Regions from separate parts of the Homo sapiens genome. Here region 2 is linked to region 1. Evidence: chromatin loops called from intact Hi-C (ENCODE). Cell type or tissue: CD4-positive, alpha-beta T cell. All regions are shown on one strand. Each heading gives the region's core, and the rest is flanking DNA. Links, peaks and the distances in the headings are about the cores only.

Region 1 (8,337 bases), core at 186-8,185:
AATTTATGACTAAGTTCTCAAAAGCAATTGCAACAAAACCAAATATTGACAAGTGGAACCTAAAGAGCTTAAAGATTTTAAGAGCTTCTGCTCAGCCAAAGAAAGTAACTATCAACAGAGTAGACAGACAACCTGCAGAATGAGAGAAAATATTTGCAAACAATGCAACCAACAAAGGTCTAATACCCAGAATCTATAAGGAACTTAAACAATTCAGCAAGCAAAAAACAGGAAACCCCATTAAAAAATGGGCAAAGGACACGAACAGACACTTCTCAAAAGAAGACATACAAGTGGCTAACAAACATGAAAAGATGCCTCACATCACAAATCATCAGAGAAATGAAAATCAGAACCACAATGAGATACCATCTTATACCAGTCTGAATGGCTATTATTAAAAAGTTAAAAAAAAGATAAAGCAGATGCTGGCAAGCCTTCAGAGAAAAAGGGAATGCTTATGCACTGTTGGTGGGAATGTAAATTAGTTCAGCCCCTGGGGAAAACAGTCTGGAGAAGTAAAATATAACTACCATTCAACCCAGCAATCCCATTACTGGGTTTATATCCAAAAGAAAATAAACTGTTCTACCAAAAAGACACAGGCATTTGTATGTTCATCACAGCACTATTTACAATAGCGAAGTCATGGAATCAACCTAGATGCCATTCATCAGTAGTGGATTGGATAAGAAAATGTGGTGTATATATACACAATGGAATACTACATAGCCATAAAAAGAATAAAATCATGTCCTCTGCATCAACATGGATGGAGTCATTATCCTAAGGCCATTATCCTAAGCACACTAATATAGGAACAGAACACCAAACACTATATATTCTCACTTAAAAGTGGGAGCTAAACATTGGGTACTCATAAACATAAAGATGGTACAAGCCAGGTGCAGTGGCTCATGCCTGTAATCCTAGGACTTTGGGAGGCTGAGGTGGGTGGACCACCTGAGATTAGGAGTTCAAGACCAGTCTGGCCAACATGGCAAAACCCTGTCTCCACTAAAAATACAAAAAGTAGCCAGGCGTGGTGGCATGTACCTGTAGTCCCAGCTACTCGGGAGACTGAGGTAAGAGAATCACTTGACCCTAGGAAGCCAAGGTTGCAGTGAGCTGAGATCATGCCACTGCACTCCAACCTGGGCAACATAGCGAGACTCTGTCTCAAAAAAAAAATGGTACAATAGACACTGGGGGCTGCCAGAAGGGGTAGGGAGAGAAAGGGTCAAGAGTTGAAAAACTACTGGGTACTATGCTCCCTATTTAAGAGATGGGATCACTCATATCTCAAACCTCAGCATCATGCAATATACCAATGTAACAAACCTATACATGTACCCCCTGAATCAAAAAGACAAATTGAAATGACTAAAAAAGAAAGAATAATTATTTTTTAAAAGAAAGGGATAAGATTGAAGAAAGGAAAAAAACAAACCCAATTCACACTAAATGGTAGAGGGCTATTCTAATGGAGCTATAGGCTTAAGAGGGAGAAGGTTTTCCAGGACATTCTGAAACCACATAATACAGGCAGAAAATTTCCCTTAGTACTAAAAAGTACTTCTCTCTCTTTGAGGCCCTATATCTGGTCTTGGGATAGGCACTGTGGCCTCAGAATTTCTATAGATAGTGCTTGTAGGAGTTCCTGACCTTGATCAGGGAACACTTATTTCATGCTCTGGGATCACACCTGTCAGGGATGTGTCTTCAAGTTGTGGAGTGAAACCATCATCACTTCCAGCTGCTAACGTCCACTGCAGTATCTCTAACCTGAGTTCTGTACATCTGGCTGACAAATTCACCTCTTTTTTCTCTTCAGCCCTGATTAGGTTTACCAACAGTGAAAGTCTAGGCAGTTCCTTGGAGAAGCAATTGAATCCACTGTCTTTTAGAATATCTGATTGTGTGTTATCCAGAGACAACTTAACTACTCCTGACTTATTCCAGCTTATCTCCTGACAGCTGGGAAGTAGAAGAAATTGTTTCCATTGGGAATAATAGTGTGGGACATCTCACTGAGCTGCTGATCCATGTTTATGGATCTGTATGAATCCCAGTTGCTGTCCACCCTGCTCAGAGGCTCTAAATCAGAGTCACATGGAAACTTCGGTCTTAGTAGCTTCAGGTCTATGACATATTCTTAGCGTGGAGCCTCAAAAGCCCTCCCATGTAGAACTCTATCTCTTTTCCCAGAGTTTGGGGTAGGAAAGATAGTGAAGATGGGACAGATTTTGATAATTTTTCTTATAAGGTACAACTGGAGGCACTTGGGTGGAGGGAGATGTTTCTCAGGTTTCTGGCCTGATGGGAACCTGAGATGGATGGAAATGCCAGCAACTGAGATTGGAAATGGTGAAGAAAACGTACAGGGATGAGATGACGAGTTTAGTATTGGATATGCTGAATGGTCCATCCAGGTAAAAACATCTAGCCCACTGTTGGTTATGCAAGTGTGAAGCTCAGGGGAAAGCTCTGGACCGAAAATAATGATTTGAAAATTATTAGTTTATATGTGGGAGTTGAAACACTCAGAGTGGATAAGGCTAGATGATAAAAGAGTGTAGAGTAAAACTCTAGAATGATGAATTTTATGAGTGCATAGAAGAGGTCCCCACAGAGGAGATAAAGGGGTAATAAGAGACATAGCAGGAAGGCCAAAGGTGCATGGAATCACAGAGGCTAAGATAATCTAACATCTGAAGTAGAATGGCATTTTCACTGTCTCACTTTCAGCAAACAGGTCCTCTATGGTAAAGATTTGAACTTGGCAATTAAGATTTTCCAGTGATTTTTTCAAGAGAAGTTTCAGTAGAGCAGTGAAGGCTGGAATCAGATTGAAATGTGTTTGAAAATGTGAAATACAGAAATGGAGGCCCAGAATATGGACAAGGCTTTCAAGAGTGGATGAGAAAGGGAGAAAAGAGATCAGGTTGTGGCCAAATATGGGTGTGGAGAAGAGTTTCAGTTTGCTTCATTTATAGGAGAGGATGTGTTGAGTATGTTCCCAGGCCGAAAGGAAGGCTCACCAGGCGGGCAAGAGGTTGAATACAACCAGTGGGACAAGGTTTTGGAGATATGGGATAGAGTACAGTCCAGAGCATCCTGGAAGCTTTGAGGAAGAGAAGGAACAACCTATCCTTGGATAGTAGAAGTAAGAATGAATGTGGCTAAAGTGACCTGTGTGGGTAGGGTTGGGGTGGAGAGCCAAGGACCATCACTCTTGCTAGCCTCAATTTTCTTTTTTTTTTTAGCTTTATTTTTAATAGACAAGCAATAATCATATATATTTATGGGGCACAGGTGATGTTTCAATACTTATATACACTGTGAAATAATCAAATCAGGTTAATTAGTATATCCATCCCCTTGAATAGTTATCATTTCTTTGTTTTTGTTTTCTTGTTGTTGTTGTTGTTGTTAAGACAGATTCTCCCTCTGTTGCCCAGGCTAGAGTGCAGTGGCACGATCTCTGCTCACTGCAACCTCCACCTCCCAGGTTCAAGCGATTCTTCTGCCTTAGTCTTCCGAGTAGCTGGGATTACAGGCATGCGCCACCATGCCCAGCTAACTTTTGTATTTTTAGTAGAGATGGCATTTCGCCATGTTGGCCAGGCTGGTCTTGAACTCCTGATCTCAAGTGATATGCCCGCCTCGTATCATTTCTTTGTGATGGGAAGGTTTTAAATCCTATTTTGTAGCTTGTTTGAAATATTCAATGCATTGTTCTTACCTGTAGCCAACATACTGTGAAATAAATCACCAAAACTCCTCCTGTGTAACTGAAACTTTATACCCACTGACCAACATCTCCCCGTTCCCCTCCACCTCCCCACCCCAGCCCCTGGTAAACACCATTCTGCTCTCTACTTCTAAGAGTTTGACTTTTTAAATTTCCACATATATGTGAGATCATGTGGTATTTGTCTCTTTGTGCCTGGCTTAGTTCACTTAATATAGTGGCCTCTGGGTTAATCCATGTTATTGCAAATAACAAAATTTCCTGTTTTTAAGGCTGAATACTATTCCATTGTGTATGTATACTACAATAACCTAGGTGTCCATCAATGGATGGATGAATAAAACTTCACTGATGAATAAAAAAGTCTGGTTGGAACCGAGTGCTGTGGAAGGCTTGGGTGTTCTCCCTTCTTTTCTGTGCTTTCTGGTCAAAGCCACATGAATGGCTCCTTCCTGATCACAGAGCAAATCCCCCACCCATTGTCCTGACTGAAGCTCAGGATGGAACCCCTCACCAAACCCCTGAGAGGGAATAAAACAGAAGATCTGAAGCCACAAGACTGTTGAGGAAACCTAATTGAGCTAGGGTCTTTCCCAAGGTCACAGAGGAAATGAGTAGAAGTGCTGGAACTGGAGGCTGACCAGCCCTGCCACATCCTCAGCCAATCCCCAAATGGAGAAAGGAGGGATATTCAAGGTTCAGTGGAACCTGTCCCCACCACCGATGAACAACAGGAAATCAGAAGAGCAGGTGCACTTTGCAGCTTCCAGGTCAGTCCTTGCCTGGCAGGTGCAGCCCAGGTGCAGATGTTTGTCAACACAGCCAGGCCCCTATCCTGGCCTGGGGGAGGGTGGCAGCCACTCTCTATTGTTATGCTTAGCTCTTCTTGCAAGAGGAATCTTTGCTGTCTGTTCCTGAGAGCAAGGAGCCTTTGATTCTGGAGGAGTGATGCATTTCCTGACTTTGATCTATCACAAATCAGATCTTTGCACACTCTCAAGAGAACACTTTCATTTTAAAGGCTCTGAGCTAGCTGTCTCTGTTGCTCACCTGTGGAGCTGCTCTTCCCCCTACTGCTCATTCTTCCAGCAAAACAGGCCCCTAGGCAGGCTGCCTGGGACAGTCAACGAAAACAGGCTGGCCAAAAGGGCTCCCAAGTGAGCAGTAGCCCAGATCCCACAGACTGGCACAGCCTCCTCCCTCTGGCTTGGGGCTGAGGACAGCATCCACTGTTAAGGGCAGATGAGTTGAAATAACAGAAAATGGGAAGCCTCTCTCACCTACAGGAACAGCACAGGGACCTCCTCGAAGGATTTGCACACTCCTGCCCTGGAGCCTTCAATGCCCCCTGTAGGATGGAGTGGGTGCATAATACCTGCTTCATTTTGCAGATGACAAAACTAAAACCCATAAAAAGTTTCCTGAGCAATTTGGGACTGCAGAGCCAGGATAATAACACAACATTAGACTCCTTTCCCTGTACTCCACTGACCATTCCACAGGATCCCTAGGTGAGGCTGGAAGACCCCAGACAGGCATTCCAGGGGAGGGCCAGACTGGGCTGAGAAAAGTGTGAACCTTATAGGGTTTCAGACTCCAAAGCAACACAGTACTGCACTTGGGAGTTAGAAGAATTGAATTCTGGTCTTGGCTGTCCCATGTATCAGCGGTCGGAATCTTGAACAAATTACACAAACTTTCTGAACTGCTTCTGTAATCAAACCTGTCTGCTTGTACCATAGGATAAATCAAATAAGGTGAATGATGGGCAAACCTCATTTTATTGCTCTCTGCTTTATTGCGTTTTACGGACATTGTGTTTTTTACAGATTGAAGATTTGTGGCAACCGCACCAAACAAGTCTATCGGTGCCATTTTTCAACATCGTGTGCTCACTTTGTGCCTCTGTGTAACATTTTGGTAATTCTCACAATGTTTCAAACTTTTTAATTATTAGTACATCTGTTATGGTGATCTGTGATCAGTGATCTTTGATGTTATTACTATAATTGGTTTGGGACACCACAAACTGTACTTATATAAGATGGTGAACTCAATCAATAAACGTGTGTGTTGCGACCACTCTGCCCACTGGCCACCCCCCTTTCTCTCTCCCCTCGCCTCAGTCCTCCCTATTCCCTAAAAACAACAGTACTGACATTAGGCCAATTAATAACACCACAATTGCCTCTAGGTGTTCAAGTGAAAGGAAGAGTAACATGTCTTTCACTTTAAATCAAAAGATAGAACGATTAAGCTTAGTAAGGAAGGCATGTTGAAAGCCACAATAAACCAAAAGCTAGGCCTCTTGGGCCAAAGAGCCAAGTTGTGAATGCAAAGGAAAAGTTCTTGAAGGAAATTAAAAGCACAACTCCAGTGAACACATGAATGATAAGAAAGCAAAACAGCCCTATTGCTGATATGAAGAAAGTTTGAGTGGTCTATATAGAAAATCAAAAAAGCCATAATGTTCCCTTAAGCCAAAGGCAAATACAGAACAAGCCCCTAGCTCTCTTCAATTCTGTGAAGTCTGAGAGAGGTGAGGAAGCTGCAGAAGAAAAGTTAGAAGCCAGCAGAGGTTGGTTCATGAGGTTAAGGAAATAAGCTGTCTTAATATCATAAAGGTGCAAAAAGAGGCAGCAAGTGTTGATATAGAAACTGCTGCAAGTTATCCAGAAGATCTAACTAGGATCATTGATGAAGGTAGCTGCACTAAACAATAGATTTTCAATGGAGGCAAAACAGCCTTCTATTAGAAGAAGATGCTATCTAGGACTTCCATAACTATAGAGGAGAAGTCAATGCATGGTTTGAAAGCTTCAAAAGATAGGCTGGATCTCTTGTTAGGGGCTAATGTAGCTTGTAACTTTAAGTAGAAGCCAATGCTCACTGATCGTTCTGAAAATCCTAGGGCCCTTGAGAATTATGTTAAATCTTCTCTGCCTGTGCTCTAAAATGGAACAACAAAGCCTGGATGACAGCATACCTGTCTACAGCATGGTTTACTGAATATTTTAAGCACACTATTAAGACCTACTCCTCGGGGTGGGGGTGGGGGTGGTGCGGCGGGGGGAAGGTTCTTTCAGAAGATTGCTGCTCATTGACAATGCACCTTGTCACCGGAAAGCTGATGGAGATATACAAGATGGATATTGTTTCCATGCCTGCTAAAACATTCTGCAGCCCATGAATCAAGGAGTCATTTCAACTTTCAAGTCTTATTATTTAAAAAACATATTTTGTAAGGCTTTAGCTGTCATAAATAGTGATTCCTCTGATGGATCTGGGCAAAGTAAATTGAAAACCTTCTGGAAAGGATTCACCATGTTAGATGCCATTAAGGACATTTGTGATTCATGGCAAGAGGTCAAAATATCCATATCAACAGGAGTTTGGAAGAAGTAGATTCCAATGCTCATAGATGATTTTGAGGGACTCAAGACTTCAGTGGACAAAGTCAACGCAGATGTAGTAGAAATAGCAAGAGAACTAGAATTAGAAGTAGACCCTGAAGATGGGACTGAATTGCTGCAATCTTGTGGTAAAACTTGAACAGGTGAAAAATTGCTTCCTATGGATGAGTAAAGAACGTGGTTTCTTGAGATGGAATCTACTCTTGGTGAAGATGCTATGAACATTGTTAAAATGATGACAGAGGATTTATAATATTCCACAAACTTATTATAGGCAATACAGCAGCAACAGGGTTTGAGAGGATTGACTCCAATTTGACAGAAGTTCTACTGTGGGTAAAATGCTATCAAACAGCATCACATGCCACAGAGAAACCTTTTGTGAAAGACAGAGTCAATAGATGTGGTAAACTTCACTGTACTATTTTAAGAAATTGCTACAGCCACCCTAACCTTCAGCAGTCACCACCCTGATTAGTCAACAACCATCAACGTCAAGGCAAGACCTTCCACCAGCAAAAAGATTACCACCTGCTGAAGGTTCAGATGATTGTTAACATTTTTTAGCAATAAAGTATTTTTAATTAAGGTATGTACATTTTTTAAAAACACAATGCCTTATTCCTATTAAGTCATACTTAATAGACTACAGTATAGTGTAAACATAACTTTTATATGTACTGGGAAGCCAAAAAATGTGCATGCTTCACTTTATTATGATAGTCACTTTATTGTTGTGGTCTGGAACCAAGCTTGCAATGTCTTTGAGGTATGCCTATATATAAAAATTTGCAAAAATTAGAAGAATTTATACTCCCTCCCATTTTCCCTCTGCTGTAACTTCACAGAACTTCTTTTTTTCTTTTGTATTTTACTCAATATGTACAGTGACAAGATCCTTCAGGAAGCCCTGGGTTCCAGGCCTGGTTCTGTCACTTGTTGCTTCTGGAACTTGAGCATGCCCAACAATAAAGGTGTGACTTACAAACCTGTTTCGTTTGCCCACCTCACTGATGAAACCAGGTAGGAGTGAGCCCTTTGAACCCTGTAAAACAAAGAAGAGGCTTCTCCTCCATACGTCTTGGGTCTGAGCTTTTCTCTTCCCATCACTCACGAACTGGGAAACAAGGACACTTCTCACTAAGAACCAGCTCACGTGCCTCTCCCGGC
Region 2 (8,337 bases), core at 209-8,208, 91 kb before region 1:
AGCAACTTCATCACCACTTTCTTAGTTTTGCCTTCTTCTGGGACCCTGAAAAATTGCATGTTTTTAAGACTCGGGAGGAAAGAAAAACTACAATAAAACGTTAAACAAGCCTTGGTCAAACGCTGGGCTTCTACAAATGCCATTTCATCCCCAGAAAGACACGTTGGGAAGTTGGATACTATTAGCTACAGATCTGGTCTAACACTTAAACCTACTAGGTTGCTGTCTACTTGCTAACATTATGGATTGAATTTTAAAATATCCCCACCTCCAAAATACTTCCCCCAAGCTTCCTAATCTGTCCACTTAGGCTGAGAATTCCTAAAAACAAAACAAAGCCATCAATCCACAGGTAGAGATCAAGCTTAAAATACAGAAACTCTACAGTGTCCTACCCCCATCATCACTTGGTTTAAATTAATGTGAAGAACAAATAACTTACAGTAAAGTATAAAAACCACAAAATGATATTATAAAAATTTTTTTATAGTGTTTCTAAAAGTTGGTGATAGGGAATGGTTTCCAGTTTCTTAGTGCAGCTGACTTGGGTTACTTATTCTGCTACAGGTGTGGGTTGGTGGAAGGGTGGAGGGGAGTAGTAGGGAGAGGGGCTGGCGAGGGTAGAGTGGGTAAGGACTTGGGAAAGAGGGAGGAGTGGCCTTATGTGCCTGACGTTTATTTGCCTATTGAGTTGGGGGAAGTTTTGCGGTTCAACAAATATTATGAGTCTATGACAGAGCTGTACTGGGGGCCAGAGATGCAGTCATGAAAGCAATACCTTTGCCTTCAAGAGGATCTAATTCAATGGCCCTGGGCAGACTCATTAGCAGACCGTTTCAAATCTAAGGGAAGTGCTAGGAGGGAGAAGAGCTGGCAATGCCCTAACAAGTGGAGCTCCTAGCCCTGACTGGAGGTGGGAGAGGTCACAACCTGTTTTATGAGGGTGAGTTAAAGGGAACTTAGAGATGAGATTCCTGTCTTTTTCCCCGGAGAGGGATTGGAGTAGAGATGCCTTCTTAGGGGCGCTATGGAATTGTTCTGTCTCCATCTCTCCCTACATCTTTTCTCCCTAATCAGAAAGGGAGTGGAGAAAAAACAGTCACCGCCCAAGAAGGCCAAGGAAGTTTATGGTGTTTGTCAGTATTTTCAGGCCTGCTCCTGCATCCAGACTTAAACAGGGTTGGGATCCACCATCTCTCTGAAAGGAGCTTGGTGCACCAGGATGACCACTTCCCTCGGTGGCTGTGGAGAGGGTGTCCAAGGGCTGGTGGCCTAGGCCTGCCACAGAAGCCTGAAAACTTGCTGGAATAGATCCTGGAAAGGCCATGGAGAATGGATGGTGAGAGAGACACCCCACCCCTGCCCCCTATAGGGAGATTTCATGGAAGGAAATGGACTGCTTCTGACTGGTCTCTTGAGGAGTAAGAAAGTGGTGAGAGGGGCAAGCCTGACTTGACCAAGACTGGAGAAAGACACTCGCCCTTCTAATTTTTTGGAACCTTTCTTGAAGAGGCAGGGTTTTCAGCTTCAGGCATGGCTTGGTCCCTTCCACTTGCTTGCTCCAGGATATGACCTTGAGAGGAACCAACACTCCAGCTTGCACCTGGGGTTGCCTTTTTCAAGGCTTTGCATTGACTCCCTGACTCCCTGTCCCCAAGAGCGTCCACTGAAAAGCTGTCAGAGGCATCCATGTGGCAGAGGAGGACTGAGGCCAATGCCAGCTGGAATGGTATCACAGAACTAGAGCTTCTGAGGTTGTAGGATTCATGAGGCATTGGGAAGAGACAGAGGAGGTCATTTGAGTCTCTTTCTGAACTTCATCTCACCTGTATCTTTTGTTCCTTACACTCTGATAGCAGGGACAACCTAAAAGAGGGTCTGATGGAGGAGAGAAAGCAGGCTGATCCTGGGCCCTTGGGTGCTGGAGGAAGAGGCCCCCTGAAGGGAGCAGGAGAAGAAAGGACAGCAGAGGAGTGCTGAAATTCACCTTGCTGACTGCCCTGCTGACTGCCCTGGGCCACTGTTCTTGGCTTTAGGAGATTCAAAGTCTAAGAAAGATCCCTTTCCCCTGATCCGCCAAAGTTTTCATTTCCTGGAGAAATAGCTTCTCTCTCTGCGTGTTTCCGTCAACTCTCAGCAAGACCTGAACAAGTGCATGAAGGTGATAAACCTGCTACTTCACTGGGGCTGTTTATTTCCAGTCGACAAATATTGTGCCAATGTTCACTTCAATTAGGGGACACATTTGACAATCTGACTACTCCATCTGATGCCTCAAGGGCAAATTTCAGCTCTTTCAGGAAGGGATGGGCCAATAACGGATTCGTATGAATAAAATATACAGAGAAGGAACATTCGCAGCAGTTTGGGGAAACCACCTTCTCCAGCAAGGAGAGCAAAATGTCTACATGAAGATAAAATTCACATAAATAAAGCATGGGGCTTAAACTGTTGGGATGCTGGGAATTCAGAGTGAAGGCTCCTGTGCCTGCTTGCCCATCACCTGCCTGGAGTTGGGAATTAAGAAGTGCAAATCAGCACTAAGGAGCCTAAGACATTTGTAATTCTATGGAAGAAAATCATTGTGGCAGAGTTCAACTCGCTAAGAATCTTACTCGTTTATTCCAGTTTTAAAAACCATCCTAGCAACCAGAAGTTTTTTGTGGTGTTTAATTTTTAATCCTTCTGTTTAATTCCCTTTCTTCTTTATTACCCTGAAGATAATCAGAAAAGCTGCTCAGCATCCCCTTTTTACAGCTTTTCACATCCTGGAAGGTAGAGTCAAGGACCAGGTCCCATGAATAGAGCTCTTCCTGCTCGGAATTGACCTTGGGTCCATGTTACCCTTTTCCTGGCAGCAGCAGACTAGAGGATGAGTTAGGTCTTCTGTAGCACCTGCCTTGGGCAAGTGCCATCAGCTCGCTGGACTCCTGTATTCCCATCAGGGAAAGGGAAAGTCAGTTCCTTCCTCATCTTGGAAGGGTCTCCTGGGAATCAAGTCAGGTGCTAAGAGGGGAAGGAAGTGAAAGTTTGATAGAAATGAAGGGACTCTCGTCGTTTGGTTCCTGTTTTTTGGGCTGACCTGGTCAGTACAAAGAACTCCCAGAGGCAGCTTCGTCACTGAGATGGGAAAACAAAAGCAAAAATTACCCTTAAGGCCAGGCTCAGTGGCCCACACCTATAATCCCAGAACTTTGGGAGGCCAAGGCAGGTGGATCACCTGAGGTCAGGAGTTTGAGACCAGCCTGGCCAACATGGTGAAATCCTGTCTCTACTAAAAATACAAAAATTAGCCGGGCATGGTGGCGGGTGCCTGTAATCCCAGCTACTTGGGAGGCTAAGGCAGAATTGCTTGAACCTGGGAGGCAGAGGTTGTAGTAAGCTGAGATCATGCCACTGCACTCCAGTCTGGGCGACAGGGAGAGACTCCGTCTCAAAAAAAAAAAAAAACGTAAAAAAATTACTTTTAGGTTAATGGCTCTCAAACTATACATTTGTCTAGTTCCCTACTTAGTTAAGCCTGGGTTATCTTAAATACTTGTGTGTGTATTTGTTCAAAAAAGGTCCTCACACAGCTCATAAGCTTGTTAATAGCATACAATTAATTTTATATTTTAATATGAATGACAGGTATTTTCTATTCTTAGAAAGGGCATTATAAACATCTATTATTAGCATGGAAAGAAATCTCTTGAGAGTGACCATCTGCACCACATATTTGACTTATTCTTACAACATTTTTATTTCTATTGTTATTAGCAAATGATCACAAATGCATCTAATTGAAATTAAATTTCTTTATTATAGGAGAGTTCTTGGATTTACACTAGTATTTGATGCATCTCTAGTCATCGTTCACTTTTCTTATTTTCATTCATTCATTCAACAACATTTATGGGAACCCAGAATGGCCCAGGATGCTGGGGGAAGCTGTGAAGTAAAGATGTGTTTCCCTTCCTCCGGAAGACAGAAAGGCAAAGAGAAACAGCGTAGTGCAGAAAGGAAATGAGGCAGAGGGGAGAGGGGTGCACTAAACTCTGTGCTGAGTTGTCAGGAAGGCTTGATCTGTGACTCAGACATGAGGAGGAGCTTTTGATGTGCAAAAGGGTGAAAAGCACGCTAGGCAGAGGGCACTGCTTATGCAAGGCAGAGTCCCTGCCCGAGACAGCGCACCTCTGACTTTGAGAACTGAGTTTGGTTTTCGTCATCCTTCCTTCCTTCCCTCCCTCTCTCTCCCTTTCCCTCTTTCTTCCTTTTCTCCTCTTTTCCTCCTCCCCTTTCCCTCTCCCTTTCTCCCACCCACCATTTTGCTCTTCATTCTTTTTCATCCTCATGACTCTAACAATCATTTTCGTCTCACTTTATCAAATCTAGATATATCTGAATAGAAAAATAATCAAAGATCTAAACTCCAGCCAACACCCCCAACTTCAGACATGGTTCCATCCCTCTAATAACACCCTCAACCCACCACTGAGCAGCTCTGAGACACCTTTTCACCCACTGGGTGTCCCCAGGGGTCTGGAGAGACTCATTCTTCTTGCCTTCATCCCTGCCACCTGGCTGCATATTTTCTACACACTTGAAAAACTCGTTTGAAGAACCCAGGAACCTGGCTGGGCACCTAGAAGATGTCTGAGTGAGCAAAGGAGGCACTGAGCCATTTGGAAGCTCAAAGACTGAAAGGCAGAAGCCATTTGCCTGTCCGCCATTCCTAGCATTAAATGGAAAGTGTGTGGACAGTGCAGTCATCACTGTAAGCCTTTGCACAGATACAATGTCAACAGGACAATTATGATGGAAGTCTTATAGAACAAAGTCCTATTTAAATTATTGGAATCCTTTCCATCTGATCCATCCCACCCATTACAGCCCCAGTTATGAGAGATTATTAAAACTATATCCTCCTGCTCTGATTTTCAAAAGTCTGTAAAAGAGAAATTGCCCCAGATATTGGCTGCTGTGGCCACGCAGTGCAGCATTTCCTGTCACCAAAATTCATCTGGCTGTGCTTTTGAGCTAAACAACATGCATCCTCAGACTTCATAAATTGTCATTCCTCTGCCCATCCAGAGAGCAGAAATTCATGACTTGATCTCAATCAAACAGCGTAAAAACCCAAACAAAAATACATCTGGACAGACAAACGGGATGCCAGGTTTTTGCTTGATGAGAAGGGAAATAGCTCAACCCTGGCCCCTTGGAATGAAGGCTTTATCTCAAAAAATGCTCATGGAACCTTAACAGAGTCACCGAGACCAGCTTCCCTTATAATATACAACATAAACTAGATATGGAGCTCATTTTGTTCCATGCTTTGTGACCTGGAAAACATTTTGTTGGAGCCTTAAAAAAAAAATTAGCCCATGTTCATTTTCCCCCCAAATGCGATGATCATCATTTTCTGTTCCTTTAGCCCAGGTGAACAGCAGCCAGTGAGCTGAGGCAAAAAAAAAAAAAAAAAAAGTAGACTCACACTTTCCTGACACAGTTAACAGGCTGTTAAAATTCTGTCCTGCTCAGCCTTAGTATTAGTGTTTAGGGAATCAGAAGGCTAGATCTACAAGATCTGGCTAATATCTACACACAAAGTAGATTGAAGAGTAAACAACAACAAAACACTATTTACTGGTCAGTTAAATAATCCATTATCCACAAAACTGATTACTAATGTTGTTTGTCTGAATACATATTTTCCTGAAACAAAACGAATTTATCTTGAATTGTGTAGGTAGACAGAAGTGTGGTATGTTTTTTTAACAGAGGGAAATCTGCCATTGAAAGCAGAAGCAAAGCTTGCCTGAGCTGAGATCTTACCAGATCAAGAGGGAAGCCTATAGTTGTGAACTCATATTCCTTCCTCCTGCTCCCCCAGTTTCTCTCTCCAGGGCTGACCTGGGGGAGGATGTCTCTGGGCAGGGACCGGCAGCAGCATATATGCAAATGTTCCCTAATTGTGTCCCAACCATTACTCCATTGTGGAGGCTTTTAAGATAATTTATGAATATTCTTTTTTAACCACTGTAAATGAAGCAGCGGCTGTGGGTGTTTGTGGTGTGTGTGTATGTATGTGTGTGATTTCTTCCTGAGTTATTTATTTGATAATGATATTAAATATTAGAAACTCTAACAGCTGGTGTGTTTATCCTGACTTGAGTGTATTAACCTCTTTAGCCCTTTTTTCCAGAAGAAGGATTCGGCATCACAGATTTGACTGTCAGCTGTGGTGCCTGGCGGCCCCACCGACTGGCATGCTGACAGAATCTAAAGTCCAGAGCAGCAAGTAAACATGGATGACATTGCAGGGAACGAGGGGGAAAGAGAGCACATGATGACTTGAGGCACCTGCAGCTGCTTGCACCCAAATCAAAGTAAAGGCTGCACTCACTGGAATGGAAAAACACTGAATTTACTGGGAGTGCATTGGCTCTGTGCTAGGTGAGGGAGAAGGAGGGGGCTTGCTAGAGGACATGGGAGGGGAAGATGGAGCCTTGATCACTGGCATTTTGCCCACTCACAATACTGACAGAGCTAAAGTACCTTAGGGGAAATCCCTGGGTCCTAAGGACCATTGCCTCCCACATGGTGGGTAAGGATCTACAGCTGCGGAGGCTGGGCTGACAGGTCTGTGGGAAGAAGACAGGACAGAGTAGGCCAGGCCACTGAGTACTGGGGGCTGAGGACAGAGGTGATGTGCACTTACCAGACAGGGTTTAAGCCCTTTTACTGGCTGTGTGAGCTTCAGCAAGTTGTTTAATCCCTCAGCCTCAGTCTTCACATCTGTGACATGGAAATAATGGCACGTGGCCATGCATGGTTAGGGTGGCCCATAGTGAATGAGATAATGAGTAAATGAAACAGAAATATATAAAGAATTACAGGCATATGTTGAAGAAATTGCAGGTTCAGTTCCAGACCATTGCAATGAAGCAAGTATCACAATAAAGCAAGTCACATGAACTTTTTGATTTTCCAGTGCATATAAAAGTTGTATTTATACTATACTGTAGTCTATTAAGTGTGCAATAGCATTATGGCTAAGGAACAATGCTCATAACTTAATCAAAAATACTTTACTGATAAAAAAAAACTGCTAATGATCCTCTGAGTCTTCAGCAAGTCATAATCTTTTTGCTGGTGAAGGGTCTTGCCTCCATGTTGATGGCTGCTGACTGATCAGGGTGGTGGTTGCTGAAGGCTGGGGTGGCTATGACAATTTCTTAAAATAAGACAACAGTGAAGTTCGCTGCACCAATGGACTTTCCTTTCACAAAAGAGTCTCTGTAGCATGTGATGCTGTTTGATAGCATTTTATGCACAGTAGAGCTTCTGTCAAAATTGGAGTCAATCCTCTCAAGCCCTACCACTGCCTTATCAACTAAGTTTATAGAACAAATATTCTAAATCTTTTGTTGTCAGCTCAACAATGTTCACAGCATCTTCACCAGGAGTAGATTCCATCTCAAGAAGCCACTTTCTTTGCTCATTCATAAAAAGCAACTCCTTATTCATTCAAGTTTTACCACGAGATTGCAGCAATTCAGTCCCATCTTCAGGCTCCACTTCTAATTCTAGTTATCTTGCTATTTTCACATCTGCTGTTACTTCCTCCACTGAGGTCCTGAACTCCTCAAAGTCATTCATGAAGTTTGGAATCAATCTCTTCCAAAGCCCTGTTAATGTGGATATTTTGACCTCCTTTCATGAATCATGAATCACATTTTTTTTTTTTTTTTGAGACAGAGTCTCATTCTGTCCACCCAGGCTGGGGTGTAGTGGTGTGGTCTCGGCTTACTGCAACTTCCGCCTCCCGGGTTCAAGTGATTCTCCTGCCTCAGCCTCCTGAGTAGCTGGGATCACAGATGTGCACCACCATACCCAGCTAATTTTTATAGTTTTAGTAGAGACAGGGTTTTACCATGTTGTCCAGGCTGGTCTCGAACTCCTGACCTCAGGTGATCTTCCCTTCTCAGCTTCCCAAAGTGCTGGGATTACAGGTGTGAGCCACCATGCCCTGCTGAATCACAAATATTTTTAATGGCACCTAGAATGATAAATTCTTTCCAGAGGATTTTCAGTTTACTTTGTCAAGATCCATCAGAGGAATCACTATCTATGGGAGTTATAGCCTTATAAAATGTTTTTCTTAAATAATAAGACTTGAAAGTCTAAATTGCTCTTTGATTCATGGGCAGAATGGATGTTGTGTTATCAAACATGAAACAACATTCATCTCCTTGTACATCTCCATCAGAGTTCTTGGGTGGCCAGGTGCATTGTCAATGAGCAGTATTAAAAATATTTTATTCTAAAAAGTAGGTCTCAACAGTGGGCTCA

What was found. Hi-C counts contacts between places; a loop is a spot of excess contacts. Peaks named below come from ENCODE experiments on the same cell type or tissue, not always from the same donor. Only the 100,000 strongest peaks of a DNase experiment are listed, where the experiment ranks them.
Region 2: it touches region 1 in a loop (11-fold over the local background); 4 of 110 quality-filtered maps call a loop at or near these places.

Annotation. Positions count from the first base shown.
Region 1 is chr1:213,666,881-213,675,217 of GRCh38, reverse strand. It overlaps a transcript of RPS6KC1 not described here. Among named protein-coding and RNA genes, the nearest start is that of LINC00538, 250 kb to the left of the region's middle. RefSeq lists an enhancer at 4,345-4,874. In CD4-positive, alpha-beta T cell, for the core only: a CTCF peak has its summit at 4,847 (motif pointing left); a DNase peak (open chromatin) is centred at 4,727.
Region 2 is chr1:213,757,978-213,766,314 of GRCh38, reverse strand. It overlaps a transcript of RPS6KC1 not described here. Among named protein-coding and RNA genes, the nearest start is that of LINC00538, 160 kb to the left of the region's middle. In CD4-positive, alpha-beta T cell, for the core only: no CTCF peak of the experiment used is centred there; a DNase peak (open chromatin) is centred at 4,084.